Linked DNA regions of Mus musculus: region 2 is linked to region 1. The links are chromatin loops, found by intact Hi-C in ENCODE. Cell type or tissue: gastrocnemius. All regions are shown on one strand.

Region 1 (8,000 bases):
ACCAGCTTCTTCCGGCTGGAGAGATGGCTCAGCGGTTAAGAGCACTGACTGCTCTTCCAAAGGTCCCAAGTTCAAATCCCAGAAACCACATGATGGCTCACAATCATCCATAATGAGATCAGATGCCCTCTTCTGGGGTGTCTGAAGACAGCTACAGTGTACTTTCATATAATAAATAAATGAATCTTTAAAAATAAAATAAAATGAAATAAAAGAACCAGCCCCTTCAGGGTGTTCACCATAGACAGCAGCAGCAGCTCTCCAGAATCTTTCAGGAATCCAGTCCCAGCCTGGGAGTGCTGAGATATCCAGCTCCATAGTCTATGGACTAAACAACTATCAGATTCGCCACTTATCCAGCCTGAAGCAGCCTTTGTTGAACTACCTGGACCATGTAAGCCAATCTACTACATTCCTTTAATAACCATTCCATCAGTTCTGTTCATTTAGAGAACTTAATACACTACCCCAGCTAGTACAAAGTTACACTAAGTACCAAATACACTACCCAGGATAGTACAAAGTTACATTGACCATACAATACACTACCCAGGATAGTACAACACTACACTATCTAATGCTCTACCCTAGGACAGTACAAAGTTACATTAAGTATACAATACACTACCACAGAATAGTACAAAGTTGTTAAGAGACACCAACCTTTCCTAGCTCTTAAAACAAAACAAAACCAAAAATCTGCCTTAATAGCAACTAGTACTATTAGATTTCTATTTGTTTTGTTTTGCTTTGTTTTTAAGATGGAATATTTTATTTAAAGCCCATCAGTGAAATGGACAGCTTGTATCTATGACAAATTATTCATGTTTAAAGTCAGTAACTGTATGCCCAGACTACAACGTTCTGAGTTGAAGCAGAATAAACTTCCTTGTAAAAGTTGCACCTTTGTGAAATTTAATTTAGTATTCAGCTTCTTCCTCACCCTCTCTCCTCAACAGAATCCACACCAATTTCCTCATAATCCTTCTCTAGGGCAGCCATATCCCCATGGGCCTCTGAGAACTCCCCCTCCTCCATGCCCTCACCAACATAACACTACATGAAGGCATGCTCTGCATTCGCAAGATCAAACTTGTGATCTAGGCAAGCCCAGGCCTCAGCAATGGTTGTGGTGTTGCTAAGCATACACACAGCTCTGTTGGCCAGATACACTGTGGGAGGCTGGTAACTAATGCCAATCTTAAAAGTGAGTGGGGCACAAGTCCACAAACTGGATGGTACACTTGGTCTTAATGGTAATGGCAGCACTGACATCTTTGGGAGCCACATCTCTGCCGTACAGTAGGCCATGTATTTACGACGCCAACGGATCACTATCTAGTTGGCTGACTAAAAGCAGACATTGGTCATCTCTGCTATAAAGTTCCTCGTAGTAGGCTTTCTAAGCAAAAATGGCAGGAGCATAGTGGCCAGAGGACGTAGATTCTAGGACAGGGCACAAGATTGGTCTGGGATTCTGTCAGGTCAACATTCAAGGTCCCATCAAATCTGAGGGAAGCAGTGACAGAAGACAGTCTGACCTATCATCCTATTTAAGTTAGTGTAAATTGGGTGTTCAATGTTGAGATTTCTATAACAGATGTCACAGATGGCCCCATTATCTACCACGAAGGTACAATCAGAGTGCTCCATCCAGGGTGGTATGGATGGTGAGGATGGAATTGTAGGGCTCAACTACAGCAGTGGAAACTTTGGGGGGTTGAGTAATGTAGAACTCCAGCTTCAACTTCTTTTCATAACCAATAGAGAGCCACTCCATCAGCAGGGAGATGAATTCACAGCCTGATCCCCTGCCAAAGCCATGGAAAAAGGAGAAACCCTGAAGCTCTGTACACTGGTCAGCCAGTTTGAGAGTCCTGTCAAGACAAGGTTAATGATATCCTTGCCAATGGTGTAGTTGCCAGGGGCACAGTTATAGGCAGCATCTTCCTTGCCTGTGATGAGCTGAGCTGCTCAGGGTAGAAAAGCTGGCAGTAGGTACCAGTGCGCAATTCATCAATAGCTATGCATTCCAGGTCTACGATCACTGCCCAGGGCACATGCTTGCTAGTGCCTGTCTCACTGAAGGAGATCCTCAAAGAGTCATCTCTTCCCCAATGATCATGTCACTTGGCATGTGGCCATCAGGTTAGATGCCATTTTCCTAGCAGTAGAGCTGCCAGTAGGCATTTCCCATCTGGACATCAGCCTGGCCAACATTTATGGAGATGCACTCACACATGGATGCTACTTGAGGCTGCTGAATGAATGGGGGAAGACAAGGAAGCAGTACTTCTTATAGCTTGACTCTTAAAAGGTCTCTAATGATACATTTAACTATAATAATGTAGCAAACACGGTTTCTTCTCTCCCAACACTAAACTGTAGCAAACACTTTTCACTCCCTCCCCTAAATTTCTCTGCACAGAGATAAGAGGATGGATGGTATTTACCACATAGCCTCAGAGTAAGAATTCCAAGCTCTCCCCTTACCGCTCAACAGTACCCCAAAGGTGTCAGGAGACTTTCAGAGGGTTATTTTCTAAAAGAAATGTAGCTCCCCAAGAGGCTTCAAATTTTCACTCCAGCCTGCTTTTTACAATACTCAAAGTGGACGATGTGTACATACACAACAATCTGTCTAGAACATAGAATCCAGCAGTCTTTGGCATAAAACTTTTCTAGATCTAGAATTTAAAGTCTCCTTACAAACTCAGGAGGTTGGGCAGACCTAGGTCGTTGCTATTACAGCAGGAGTCTGATTTCTCTGCACCTCACATTCTTTTTTAACCTCTTCTGTGAAGGTTATTAAATACACACGACATTTATCTATATCACATAAAATAAGCTCTGTGATTTGTATTGATGACAGTCACAAATACTGTGACTTGTGGCTCACATTAGTAAAGAAAGCAATGTTAGTATTTTTAGAAATGATATTAATATCCTTTCCACCCAAGTTAATGTTTCACCTAAATTCTATGAGCCTCTATTAAACAAGTCTTTATCAGTTTATTCTGTAACATTCACACATGTAAAGCCAGTTCCCAGAGTCCTTACTAAACGTAACATTTCATCCCATCCAGTTTCTTGTACTTTTGATCTTATTCTGTAATTCCCCGAAGTGTTGGTCAATTGTTCTGAATCTAGAACATACGTTCATTCATCTTTGAAACTATTGTTTTTCTCACCGTAAGAAACTTTCATCATAATTTGAGTATAAAACTGCCACTTCCTAAATTTCTCCATTCTAACATGGCTTTACATCACTCATACCTTAGTAAGTCACGACCCACTGTCACTACATGACACATTCTTCTCCACTTCCCTTCAAGCCAGTAACTTATGTTATTAGATTTTTAAAAGATCAAAAATTCAAAGGAGGCTCTTCACAGATTTTCAAATTTACCATTTACATGTAACCGACTCACCGCCGGCCTAGCCACTCTCGCCGTCCTGTGACCCGCGCGGTCCAGGAACAAGAAGAGGGGACAAGAAAAGAGCGGGGTCCACGGAGCTCCGAGCAGCGCCGGCCCAGCGGGCGGCGGCCGAGGAGCACACGCTGCAGAGCCAGCTCCGACCCATCCCGGGGGGAAAGTCACCTGAAATGACCGGCCAGGGAGCAGCGGCAGCACCACACAGGCATGGAGAGCGGCTGCCGTCCTCCGGGAGGGCCGACCGCGGGCTGGTCCCGGCGCGCGCTCTGCCTGCACCGCGGCTCACAGGCGCGGGAGTCTGTCCCCGGCCAGCGGCTTCCGCTCCTCCCCGCCGGCGGCAGGGCGGCGCAGCGAGTGATGAGCGCCGCGCTGGGGGCGGGACCGGGCGCTGCGACGGCGACGCGCGGCTCCGCCCACCAGGTGCGGCGCGTGGACGAGGCCGCCGATTGGTGGAGTCGCGGCGAGGGGCGGGTCCACGGAGAGGGATGCGCAGGGCCGCGGCGCTGCGGTCCGGGTCCTCACGAGGCCTAGGCTCGGGGCTCGGGGTGCGTTCTCGGTGCCCGCTCTTGGGATTGCGGAGCAGAAGAGGGGAGGCTTCTACCTCAGGCCTGCGGGTCTCAGGGAAGTCCGGCCGCGAGAACCTACCTGAGCTCACGTCCTCGCACTGTCTCGGGTGCATCTGGCCTCGGCCCCCGCATCGCGGCCACCCAAAGACTCCCACAAACCTTAGGTGCTCCGGCCGCTCGCCTGGCGCTCCCCCTGGCCATGTTCAGCCTCCCTTCTTAAAGAGCGCCGCTCCACCATTCCCCGGACTGGGCAAGGCCTCACTCAGCCATGCAGAGACTAGTGGGGAAAGGGGCTGGGCCAGAAAAGATGTTTTGAGTCTCTCCAGGTGTCTTTGAGTCAGCACAGGGAGTGCATCCAACTTGGTATTTATCCAAAGTTAAAAGGTGAGGGTGGACACTGTCAGAGCGATTAATCACCTTAATTAATTAATTAATCTGCTCCGACAACGCCTTCACCCATCTCCGTTATTGGGGGGCGGAGGGGAGCAGTTAAAACACTTGTATGTTTATGTCTTTAAAAGAAATTCTCTTTAAGAATGTTGGTTGGAGTCTGCATTTTTTAAAAGAACTCATCCTGGCAGAACATTGGCCCATGCCTTAATTTCAGCCCTGGGAAAGCAGAGGCAGGTGGATCTCCATGAGTTCAAGTCTAGTTTGATCTACATAGGACAGCCAGGACTTTGTAGAGAGACCCTGTCTCAAAAAGAAAGAACTCAGCGTGCCTCCAGGATTCCATATCTAAAAGGTGTATTCACCGGATTTTAAAAATTGTTTTTCTCCTCTTTGAAAATAATGGCAGTATGAGCTCATTTTACGTTTAATGTGTTAACAGTTGTGAAGGAGAAAGGGAAGAAGAAGCTGCGTCTGCCGAGACATTGACTAGAACTGCATTATAGTGGGAAGCTTGGATTGCTGCAGGTCCATCCAGAGGCTAATTACCTTATCTAGGCTAGATCTAGCACTGCAGAACACTAGCTATTTGTCCAACTCTATGTGTGAACTAACGTCTTGTGACTAGAAGATTAAAAACTTTTTGGAATCTATTGACTAAACAGGCCACTAGCTTCCACCAACCAAAAGCTAAGAATGCAATAAGATAACACCCTGAGACTATAGTAACACTTCCCTCATCTTGCTGTACCTGTCTCTCTGGCGTGCTTTAATAAACTATAACAATGGATTTTACACTTACCTTGATTTCTTGTTCTGTGAAACTTCACAGAACTGCTTCCAGTTGGAACATGGAATTTGGGGTAGTTAAAATTGTTCCTGGCCTATAGCCACTAAAAATGGCTCCAGAATAATGTCTTCTTATTCTGTCTAAGAGGAAAGCTGTGGTTTTTTGCAATGTGATGTATAAGACTATGCTTTTTCTAATATTTATACCACTATCCCTTTATACATCTTTTCCCATTAGGTCTTTGTTTTAATTTGTAGGGAATTTTTTCATTTATATTGTTTTTTCAATGGTTGCAGAACAAAAACACCAGATTTCAAATTTACATTGGTTTGTATTTAATGTATTTTGAACAATTATTTTTGGTCTCTCGTGTACCGGGTGTGAGGGGCAGAAATGAGTACATGAGTGCAGATACATACAGAAACCACAGAGGTTATGGGGCAGAAATGAGTGTGTGAGTGCAGATACATACAGAAACCACAGAGGTTATAGAAGAATCCTGGAACAGAAGTTAGAGGCAGTTGGGAGCTCCCCAGTCTCTGTTCCTGGAACCCAACTCTGGCTTTCTGCAAAGCAATTATGTTCTTAATAGTTGAGCTCTCTCTCCAGCCCCTAATGGTTTGAATGTGTCAGAGCTGTAAGAAAACAAATTCCTAGTGTTTAAGCTTTCTGATCTGTAGTCTGGCAGTACAGCAGCCTGAGCCAAGATAGTGTATTTTCCCATTTTCTACAAACAAGTTTTTTAATCATTCAAAACAAACAGTTGCATTTTATATCATCTGGGCAAACCTAGTAATGATCATGCTATAAAAGCCAATAATTTGGTCATATAATACTCAGAACATTCCAGAGGAGAGTCTAGAAATGGTATTATTTTATAGTTTGAAGGTAGAAACCCTTTCAGATTTTTTAATCATCAAGATCATTGCTCTTTTGGTTCCATAAGCAGCTGTGCCTATCTCTGATGAAGCTAAAATTCTCTTCAGTTTTGGCCCTAGACAGGAAGTACTGTGTGGTCACTTCAATGATCACATACAAAACTGGGGGTGGAAGCTCTATTAAAGACTTCAGGTGAATATGAACTAGCCAGTATCCCCAGAGCTCGTGTCTCTAGCTGCATATGTAGCAGAAGATGGCCTAGTCGGCTGTCATTGGGAAGAGAGGTCCCTTGGTCTTGCAAACTTTATATGCCCCAGTACAGGGGAACGCCAGGGCCAAGAAGTGGGAGTGGGTGGGTAGGGGAGCAGGGCGAGGGGAGGGTATAGGGAACTTTCAGAATAGCATTTGAAATGTAAATGAAGAAAATATCTAATAAAAATTTGAAAAAAAAAGACTTCAGGTGAACAAAACTTCAGGTTTGTTTAAGGGACAGAAATCTAACAAAGAGGCTTCCCTCTTAAGTAAACCTTTTAAAGTTTTTGTTAATAGTACAACAATCCAGTTCAGCTGCAGAGAATTTACAGAAAAAGATCAAAATAACTTCATACATCATATTTTATAAGGGTTAGAATAAGAGAGCAAAAGAAGCCTAATGAGGGGTGAGATTCAGAAAAACTACCAAGCCACACAGTAAGATTCCATCGCTGTCTGAACAGAAAGCTGTGTGCCTACTTAGAAAGCTGCACCTGCACTCAGGCTACAGCTATGTCTGACATGCAGGATTTTAATGTGTTTTTTGTTTTCTCTGCTACAAAGTTGGTTTAGGAGGTCAGAACTTTGTTTCTTTGTTCAGTGTTACATAGCAGAATTTGGCTTGTGGTAAACTACACAGGTAACACCCAAGTTAACTCAACAGGGCTAAAGTTGGCTGTGTCTTGAACGAAATGGAAGGAATGAGCCAATTTAGAAGAGACATGTTTTACATGTCTTACATGTTTTATAGCTTATAAACTCAATATGTGGGCATCATTTGCAGTATTATAAGATTAGAGAAAAAACAAAAATTGAGGCACCTCATGTGACAAAATTTTTAAAATAAATTTTAGAAAATGAGAATAGAAGATGTTGGAAGAAATGCATAATAAGAAAGAGTAGGAGTAGCAGGGGGTGGTGGAGCACACCTTTAATCCCAGCACTCGGGAGGCAGAGGCAGGCAGGTCTCAGAGTTCAAGGCCAGCCTGGTCTATACAGGGAGTTCCAGGACTATATAGAGAGTCCCTGCCTTGAAAAACAACAGACAAAACAGAAGGAAGAGGATAAAGGAGTTGTGAGAATTTTGGTTTCTTTGAAAAACACAGAAGTACTATAAGAATATGTTTTCATTTTAATTCCATGTGTGAGATATGGGGTTGCTTTAGATTGTCCACAGCAGTGGACTATGATTTGCCTCTTGCTCTAATAGGGGCATGATTGTCAGCCACAGATATTCTGCAAGTATGTGATGTTTGGATTCTGGGGACTTTTCAGATGGTGTATAAATGTGAGAGCCTCAATGGGGTTGCTGCTGGTGGTGGTGGGTTGTTGGGTGGTTGCTGTTGATTGCTGTTGGTCACGGTTTCTCAGTTTATTAAGTAGTCATGCGCAAAGAAAAAACAACAAGAAATTAGCTATCCAGTCCCCAGCAAGGAACTTGACAATCCTAAACAGCAGGAAGTTTTTTAATGGTAACATCTCTCTCTTTCCCCTCTGTCTTTTTTCCTCCCCTATGTGGTGTTAGGGGGTTGAATGGGTAGAAAAGGGGTATTGAAGGGTAGAAGGGAGAACCCACAGTATAGATAACTAATGCCAGATATAGAAGGAGGAGGAGGAAGAGGGGGGAGGAGGAGGAGAAGAAGAAGAGGAGGAGGAAGAGGAGGAGGAAGGAGGAGGAGAAGAAGA
Region 2 (8,000 bases), 150 kb after region 1:
TAGCTTTATGTGAGTTGCTAACTTCTGTGTCTCTTAGTTTGACCATCCACGCTATGTATTCTACTGGTCTGTTTAGAGATCAGCCAAAATAACTTCTCTAAGCCACTGGTGGGAAGAGAGCTACACATGGCTGTGACTATACTTTCCACTAACGGTAAAAGTGTAGCATACGGGTTCTTATTGTGCTTTTTCTAGGAAAGAGCAGGAACAGCACTAGAGGAAGCTCCAAAAATCCACCTATGTTAGAATGACTTATGCTTGAACTAATTCAACTATTGAGATTATTTTATACTAAAAGAAACATCATTAAATACCATATAAAAGTTTTCCAAACATGAATTCTAAAACATTCTAATACTGTAGATGTGATTGCTTAGATCAGTGGTTTTCAACCTTCCTAATGCTTTAATACAGTTCCTCATGTTGTGGTGGCCCCCGACCATAAAATTACTTTCGTTGCTATTTTGTTACAGTAATGTTGTTACTGTAATGAATGGTAATATAAGTATCTGTTTTCCAACCCATCTTAGGTGACACTTGACCCCCTCCCCTTTAAAGGGGTCATGACCCAGAGATTGAGAACCCCTGCCTTAGATTATGATCTGCATCATGATAAGCTACATCAAAGTCAGGAATATGTAGAACTTACACACCAAACTTGGTAAAATAATAGCAAACAGGTAAGCACTCACAGCCCAACCCCTGGCATATCACATGGTCATGAATAAAAGACTATCAAATAGAGCTATGGACAGCATTTTACAGCATAACAAAGATAAAATGGCATCTTTGCCTTTAAAGGCCCATAATTCAGATAAGAAAAATAAATAAATAAATAAATACTACAAGGAATAATGTGATAATTACCGTATATTTTACATATGTATACTTACACACACACACACACACACACACACACACACACACAAACACACACACAGGAAATAAGAAAAGCAAACTATGGGACATTCAGAGGAGAGAGAATTTTGAGCATGGTAATGTCACCACCGTCTTCAAAGAGACAGACTTTCAGTGGAATTTGAAGTATGGCTAGAATTTCAACATCAGAGAGAAGATCCAGAAAGTAACTGCACAAAAGATAAGACCTTGCTTCTCTTTTGCCCATGAGTGTATCCATTCCCAGGACATAAACAATGCCTTATATGCAGCAACACAGTGCATGTCCACCAGCCATGTGTCAAATGAATTCAGGAAGTGAAAGTAAGACTGTGACTGTTTAATGAGAGCTAAGATAGGAAAGAGTGCACGACAGAGGGGGTGGCATAAATGACGTGTTGGGATCCTAAGAGGCCCAAAACTTTGTCTGACAGTCAAGTGCAATGGAAGGTTTTGAGCAAGAGAAAAGAAATCAGTAAAAGGAGGTTTAAAGATAATTATCTTGGAAACAGGATATGGGATTAAGAGAAAGGGGAACAACTATGAAGACTGTAACAATAGTCCAGATACAAAGCAAGGGAAGCCTGATAAAGTAGTGGAAAGACAAGAAAACACTGGCTGAAAAGAGTGGTAGACGTCAGGATGCACTGGCTACAAGGGACTCAAGTGAACAAAAGCAATGGGGGAGAGCTGATCTGACGCCATCATCATTTCCCCAGATGCATGGGTGTTGGCAGCGCTGACATAAATAGAAAGGCTTCCAGGAGAAGTCTATTGGGTAAGCAAGGATGATTAGTTGGTTCTTAAGAAACCTGAGCTCTGGACGAGTGGCTGTTGAAATAAGCATACAGACAGACATTCCTGACCAGACTACTTAAAGCACACGAGCAGAGAGACACACGGACGCACACCCAACCATAGTAAGAAGTTATGAAGTCTTTGAGTAGGCAAAATATTTTATGCTTTTAAATTCAAGAGGCACAAGACACCATAAAGCAAAGTTTCTCTATTCTCTGTTCCTTACCTTGACTGAAAGGAAACCAGTTATATCAGTCTGTGAAGCCTATTTAATTAAACTTCAATTTCTCAAGCTCTGTATTTGCCCCAAGAGATATGGGTCAACAAGACAGTTCCTGTGTAGTACCTTACAGGATGAACCCAAAGATCCCTGGACACTTGAGATGAGAGGACACAGTGTGGAAGTTCCAGTGACACATACATATAAGATAGCCTTCCCTCCTTCTGTCCAAAGTATGAAATAAAGTATTAGCAGAGAATACATTAGTAAAGTGATTGTCATACAAGCAGGAGAATATGAGTTTAATTCCTAAGAATAGATATAAAAAAGCTGGCAACAATACACACTCCAAAACATTAAAGATACTCTCTTCTCCTCTCTCTCTCTCTCTCTCTCTCTCTCTCTCTCTCTCTCTCTCTCTCTCTCTCTCTCTTAATGGTCCTGAGGAACAATACCTGAAGTTGACCTCTGGCCTACCCATCATGCATGTGGGTCAGCAGCACATGGATCTCCTATGTGTGTATGCTAATACAAACACATGCATGTACATACAAACATAGAAAGGTATGATGTATTCCTCCTCCCTGCCAGCCATTTTATATACAGTCCAACCCTTGAATCAACTCTCTAAAGCTTGTTTCATTCTCTCTGGTTTACATATTGGAGCATCTACAGTCAGAAAAAAATGAATGATCCTTTGGTGACAACAATACAAAGTGACAGGGTTTAAGTCAGATTTAAATTGTAGCCCTGGTACTCTAACATCTGTGCTTTTCTATTCTATTGTTTGATGAGAAAAGCAAATCAGATAGTTTGTGAGGTTAGAATTCAACAAGATTGAGGGGGAAAACAAAAGCAAAAGATTTTTAGAAACTTAAAATGCAAAATACAGCTTCAATAATTGTATCATGAAAATGGCCTAACTCAAAATGTCAATAGGAAACAGCTCTCCATCTCTAGGGTACTTGAACAACCAATCAGAGTCATCAGTCCATTAAGGCTGGAAGACTGCTATGGAAGTCCCACTCACTGGCAATGGAGAGTGACTCACTAATTATTAAAATAATATGCAACGTCACCTAGACTTATTTTCTTTTCAGGTAATCTTAAAGAACAATGGGTACATTATCCACACCAGAGCACAACAAATATACATACAGTGTTTATTATTCATATTTAACAGGTGAGGAAGTAAGACACCCTCAGAGTCAGTTGCATAAGCCTAGGCCTGTGCTCATGGTAAGATCTTAGACAGCAAGATAAAAGAATGCAATGCAGTAAGGTAGGGGATTGTGCTGGTTTTATAAAGACAATGCCCTATCCAATGCAAGGAAATTATACCATAAGTGGTTGGTGAATATGGGAAAGCAATACCATCCTGTCCATCTTTTTCCCTTGGCCTACAAATGGCACAAACGAAGCTTTGAAAAGCAGAATCAAAAGTGAGAAAGCAACTAGCTTTAGTCTACCTAGTGGTCTATTAGTGCTACATTTCCATAGACCATTCGTTTGCTTGGTACTAACCAACCTCCCTTTAAAGTTGACTACTTAGGCGCACGTGCTCGAACACGTGAACACACACACACACACACACACACACACACACACACACACACAGCACTGGCTCCACATACACTGTGATCTAGCCCTTGGAGGGAGGGAGGGCGCCTCCAGGCAGATGAAAGTCCAACATTCTACCAGGGCTGAAGCAAGAGAGTTAGTTATCTGATGCTGTATCTGACCTGATACCCAGGGTTAACAGCCTCTGACCAATAGGGCCGCTATGATCTCTGTATTTTCACACTAGATCCAGCAGGAGAAGAGGCCTGTAGCCACCAAGGTTAGCAAGTGCACTAAGAACTGAATGAAGGTCTAGTTCAATTTCTGATGGAAGTGAAACACACAAGAGTTCTGACTAGATCCATTGACTAACACATACAGCCACAGATCTATGGTATTTAGTTGTAATGTTTTCCTAGAAACAGAAACCAACGCTTTTTTTTTTTCTTTCTTCTGAATATGTGGGAGCTGGACACAAATAATACCAGGGCAAGGGATGGTCAAAACTTTTATTCTTCACAAATTTTGACCATTTAATAGCTTTTGATTCATTTTACTGTTACAAAAAACATTGCACACTTCCTTTGGGGACTTCCAAGGCAAGAGCTCGAATAACAACTGGTAATGTAGAATTTGATAACTGAACTTCATGAGGGCACGTAATAAACCACAAAGAAAACAAAACCAACCAAATCAAACCAAACCAAGCCATAATATGCAGGCTCAGGAGCAGGAGTGAAACACACATAAAACCCTAGAAAAATATTTTGACGTTTAATCAATATAAAAACACCGGTATAGTATTATTATTTTTCTTTTTAGTGCTAAATGCTCAAACTCCGGTGTGTATTTTGCAGTCACTGCGTACTTCATTTCCAAGAGCAGTTTTTAGAGTTCCACAGCTCTTACCGCTAACAGCTAGCTAAAACAAAGCAAAGCCCACAAGCACTGTACCAACACACGTCGGGTTCAATAAACAGGGTTTTAGAGGTGGCCGTGATTGCAGGTTTTTGGAGAGTGGGAACACCTCGGGTGGGAGGAGAGGCAGGGCGAGTTGCAAAGTCTGACGCACGTCCAGGATGGTTTCTCCCTTGGATCAGGTTAGCCCAAGGACTTAAGGACTCGCCGCGGCGGAGCCGGCGCATCGCCATAGTGCGGCCGGTCTGTGGACCACCCAGCCCGCGTCTGTGTGGGGCCCCGCGCCGGCGCCCTACCTGTCGAGCAGCGGCGTGTGGATGTGTAGGTGCTTCACTGCCACCCGCACGCGCCAGTCTGCGTGTCGTGCCGACGAGACCGTGCCAGAGGCGCCCCGGCTGAGGTAGTGCAGGTCGGCGAGCTTGTGGTACGGGATGGGGGGTAGCGCGCTGCAGATGGCGTCCCCGTTCATGGCTCCGGCTGCGCGGCGGCTCCGCCCGACCCTGGCCGCGGCGCTAGGTCCCGGGGCGGCCCATTCCCGCGTGGCCGCTGCAGTTCCGGCCCGGTCAGCTGTGCCAGGGAGCCCGTCGGGTCTGCGGCCGCGCCGGGGTGGACCGTCCTCCTCCCTCCTCCTGGACTCGGCGGGCTCCTCCCTCCGCCGGCCCTCCCTGGGCGGGCTCCTACCTTCACCAACTCCTCAGCCCCTGCCTCCTACCCCTGGCTTCTCCCTCCGCCGGCTCCTCCCTCCGCCGGCTCCTCCCTCCGCCGGCTCCTCCCTCCGCCGGCTCCTCCCTCCGCGGTCTCCTCCCTCTGCCGGCTCCTCCCTCTGCAATCTCCTCTCTCTGTGAGCTCCTCCCTCTGCCAGCTCCTCCCTCCGCCGGCTCCTCCCTCTGCCAGCTCCTCCCTCCGCCGGCTCCGCCCTCCGCCGGCTCCTCCTTCTGCCAGCTCCTCCCTCCGTCGGCTCCGCCCTCCCCCAGCTCCTCCCTCCGCCGGCTCCTCCTCCGCCCGCTCTTCTGTCCTCTGGCTCCTCCTTCCGCCGGCCCCTCCCTCTGTAATCTCCCATCTTTGCGGGCTCCTCCCTCTGCCGGCTCCTCCCTCTGCAAGCTCCCCTCTCTGCGGGCTCCTCCCTCTGCCGGCTCCTCCCTCTGCAGATCATGGGCGTGTCTCAGAGGCCTCCCTCCCCCCACAAGCCGGGTGGACATCGCTGAGGCTTGGAAAAGATTTCCTCCGGGGAAAATCCCTCCGGAGTTCTCCAGTCTGGTGTCAGGTGGGTCGGCTGGATTTTCCTTTGGCCCGAGTGTCTTCCTTAGACTCCAAACCCTGGACGTGATAGGGTGTGGGGTGACTACTGCTGGGGAGCCTGGTGCCCCACTTCCTGAGCTGTAAACCATCTGGTTGCTTCCACTCCAGTCTTTACTCAGTGGCTGCCACTTGTGAGAAGTGAGGTAGAGAGGCTAGCGCTGTCAGTGTGACAAATTGAGGTGTTTAGCTTATATGACTTGCTCCCTTACCAGGAAACGGTTTCTTCTTTTATTCCTCAAAGCCTACTCACAAATAGAAATATAAAACCATTTCTTGTGTTTGGGAAGTCTTCCATCCAAAAAGAAAAACAAAGGCAAAAACAAACAAAACCAAACAACCAAAATCCAGCACTATTTCATCTTTTTACTGTAAACACCTTTCTACTTAGATAACTGTTCAGTACGATGTTTGGCGCAAATATCTCATATTTGTGAGCGATATAGTTCCACGATCCTACACGCACCAGGATACTACAATCTGTAATTGTCCCTTATATTATTAGTGTAATATATATAACACCGACATTTCCTTCCCTATACTCTAGTTCTTAATAGTTTTTTACAAGTCTACATTCTAAGATTATGTTTTCTTGGGCTGGAGTCATGGGTAAGCCGTTAAGAGGGCTTGTTCTTCCAGAGGATCTGAGGTTTGTTATCAGTACTCGAATCTAGTAGCTCACAGCTGCCTGCTCTCCAGCTCCAGGGAATCTGACCAACACTTCTGGCTTCTGCAGGCAACACACATACACATAAACAAAATACAAAAATATAAAAATATGTACTTACAATATAATGTGTATATATCTCAACTAAGAATATATATACGTATACATGCTGTATGTATGTATGTATATATACACACATATAGGGATTTTGTAAGTATATACATTTAATTTTCATAATCAATTAATGATAGAAATCTTAAGACATTAACATTGAAGTAAATGTACTGGAGAAAAACTTAGACAAAATAGACAAATTAGCCTCAAAAATAAACATCACATCTATACTTTGAATTCATTTATTCAAAGTCCTACAAAATTATACCTGAATGTTATTAAGAATAAAGTTTATTTATGCCTTATTACATTAGTCTAGGAAATAGCAGCTTTAAGACATTCATATCTCATTTAGAAATAAGATACACACTTTTGCAAAAGAAGGCACTTTTTCAAAACCAGCACAGTTCCAAGTCAAGTGCAGTGGTATTGGTACCCGCTTATGTTACCATCCAGGGTCATGGACTGAGTTCAGTTTTTCCCAACAATTAAAGAATTAAAAGACAGAAAAAAAAAATCACAGCAACAGCAAGCAATCAAGTTCTGTTAATAGTAAAGTATGTGTGCAACACATGCACACATACACACACACACACACACACACATGCATGAATGCACACAGACACTCACAAGTGGATATACCGATCATAAGTGGGAAGGAGATAGAAACTGAAATCTGCTTTCCCCTGGAAGATTGGTAGTTGAGTGTTTTGGTGATATTGGGTGGGGTTTCTTCTCCCCTCTTTTTGCATTGATCAGTTTAAAAAGAGAGGTGTAGGTCCATAGTATCTCCCTGTGCAAGCTTTGACATATCCATGCTTTGCCTAGAACATGCCCAGGTAAGTCAGCCAGAAAGGTCACACTTTTGGGAAAGGCCAGAAGCTTGCTATCTTGTTGATTATCTACACACTGATTATTCCCTGTCTGCCTACTACCACTCCTCCAGACTAGCTCCCAGACTGCTGTAATCTCCAGGATTCCCTCCTCCTGGATACCCCTTGTTCTCTATATGATAGCAAGTCTCCCCACTTCTTCATGCGCACACTATTCTTGAAATTCTCTCTTGATGCTCTTCTGCTAATCTTGCTTTCCTCTGGGCCATGTCCAGTTAGCTTCCATTTCCCTTAGCTCTGGACTCTTCCAGATGCCCCAGAATGCCCCCCATACCCTTCTCTCTCATCCACAATAAAAACTTTGCTCCCAGATTTTTCTTGGTTTCTTTACTGTGCCCCCACTTACAAAGAACACAAGTATTCGTCACCCCCTTCTTCTTATAGAGAACATCTGACCACTTGTTTTAAGCCCTTGCTCCCTTGCTTTCTTTGCCATAATCAATTGTGCCTTCCAGCTCTGAGCCTAAAATATACTCTTCTTTCTGTAGGTTGCTTTTGCAGGATACTCTATCACAGCAACGGAAAAAATTTCTAAGGCCAAGCTAATTAAGATAAAGTCTAGGCCTTAATCAAAGATGACTGTTGATATAGGAAAAAATGAATCAGATGTGTCGGTATGTGCCCTAAATCCCATTAC

The links. A loop is a pair of places that touch in the nucleus more often than their neighbours do. Peaks named below come from ENCODE experiments on the same cell type or tissue, not always from the same donor. Only the 100,000 strongest peaks of a DNase experiment are listed, where the experiment ranks them.
Region 2: a loop joins it to region 1, with 6 times the contacts of the local background. A loop is called at or near these places in 20 of 42 quality-filtered maps.

Annotation. Positions count from the first base shown.
Region 1 is chr4:16,010,085-16,018,084 of GRCm38, forward strand. It overlaps Osgin2 (oxidative stress induced growth inhibitor family member 2), which reads right to left and starts at 3,804. Exons shown (of 6, transcript NM_145950.5): 1 at 3,603-3,804. The coding sequence starts at 3,646. In gastrocnemius, a CTCF peak has its summit at 3,770; DNase peaks (open chromatin) are centred at 1,190, 2,131 and 3,864; H3K4me3 peaks cover 1,931 bases; H3K27ac peaks cover 1,525 bases.
Region 2 is chr4:16,158,535-16,166,534 of GRCm38, forward strand. Ripk2 (receptor (TNFRSF)-interacting serine-threonine kinase 2) reads right to left here and starts at 5,109. Exons shown (of 11, transcript NM_138952.4): 1 at 4,690-5,109. The coding sequence starts at 4,862. A530072M11Rik (RIKEN cDNA gene A530072M11) reads left to right here and starts at 5,576. Exons shown (of 7, transcript NR_045765.2): 1 at 5,576-5,657. In gastrocnemius, no CTCF peak of the experiment used is centred here; DNase peaks (open chromatin) are centred at 3,556, 5,112 and 5,355; H3K4me3 peaks cover 2,424 bases; H3K27ac peaks cover 2,166 bases.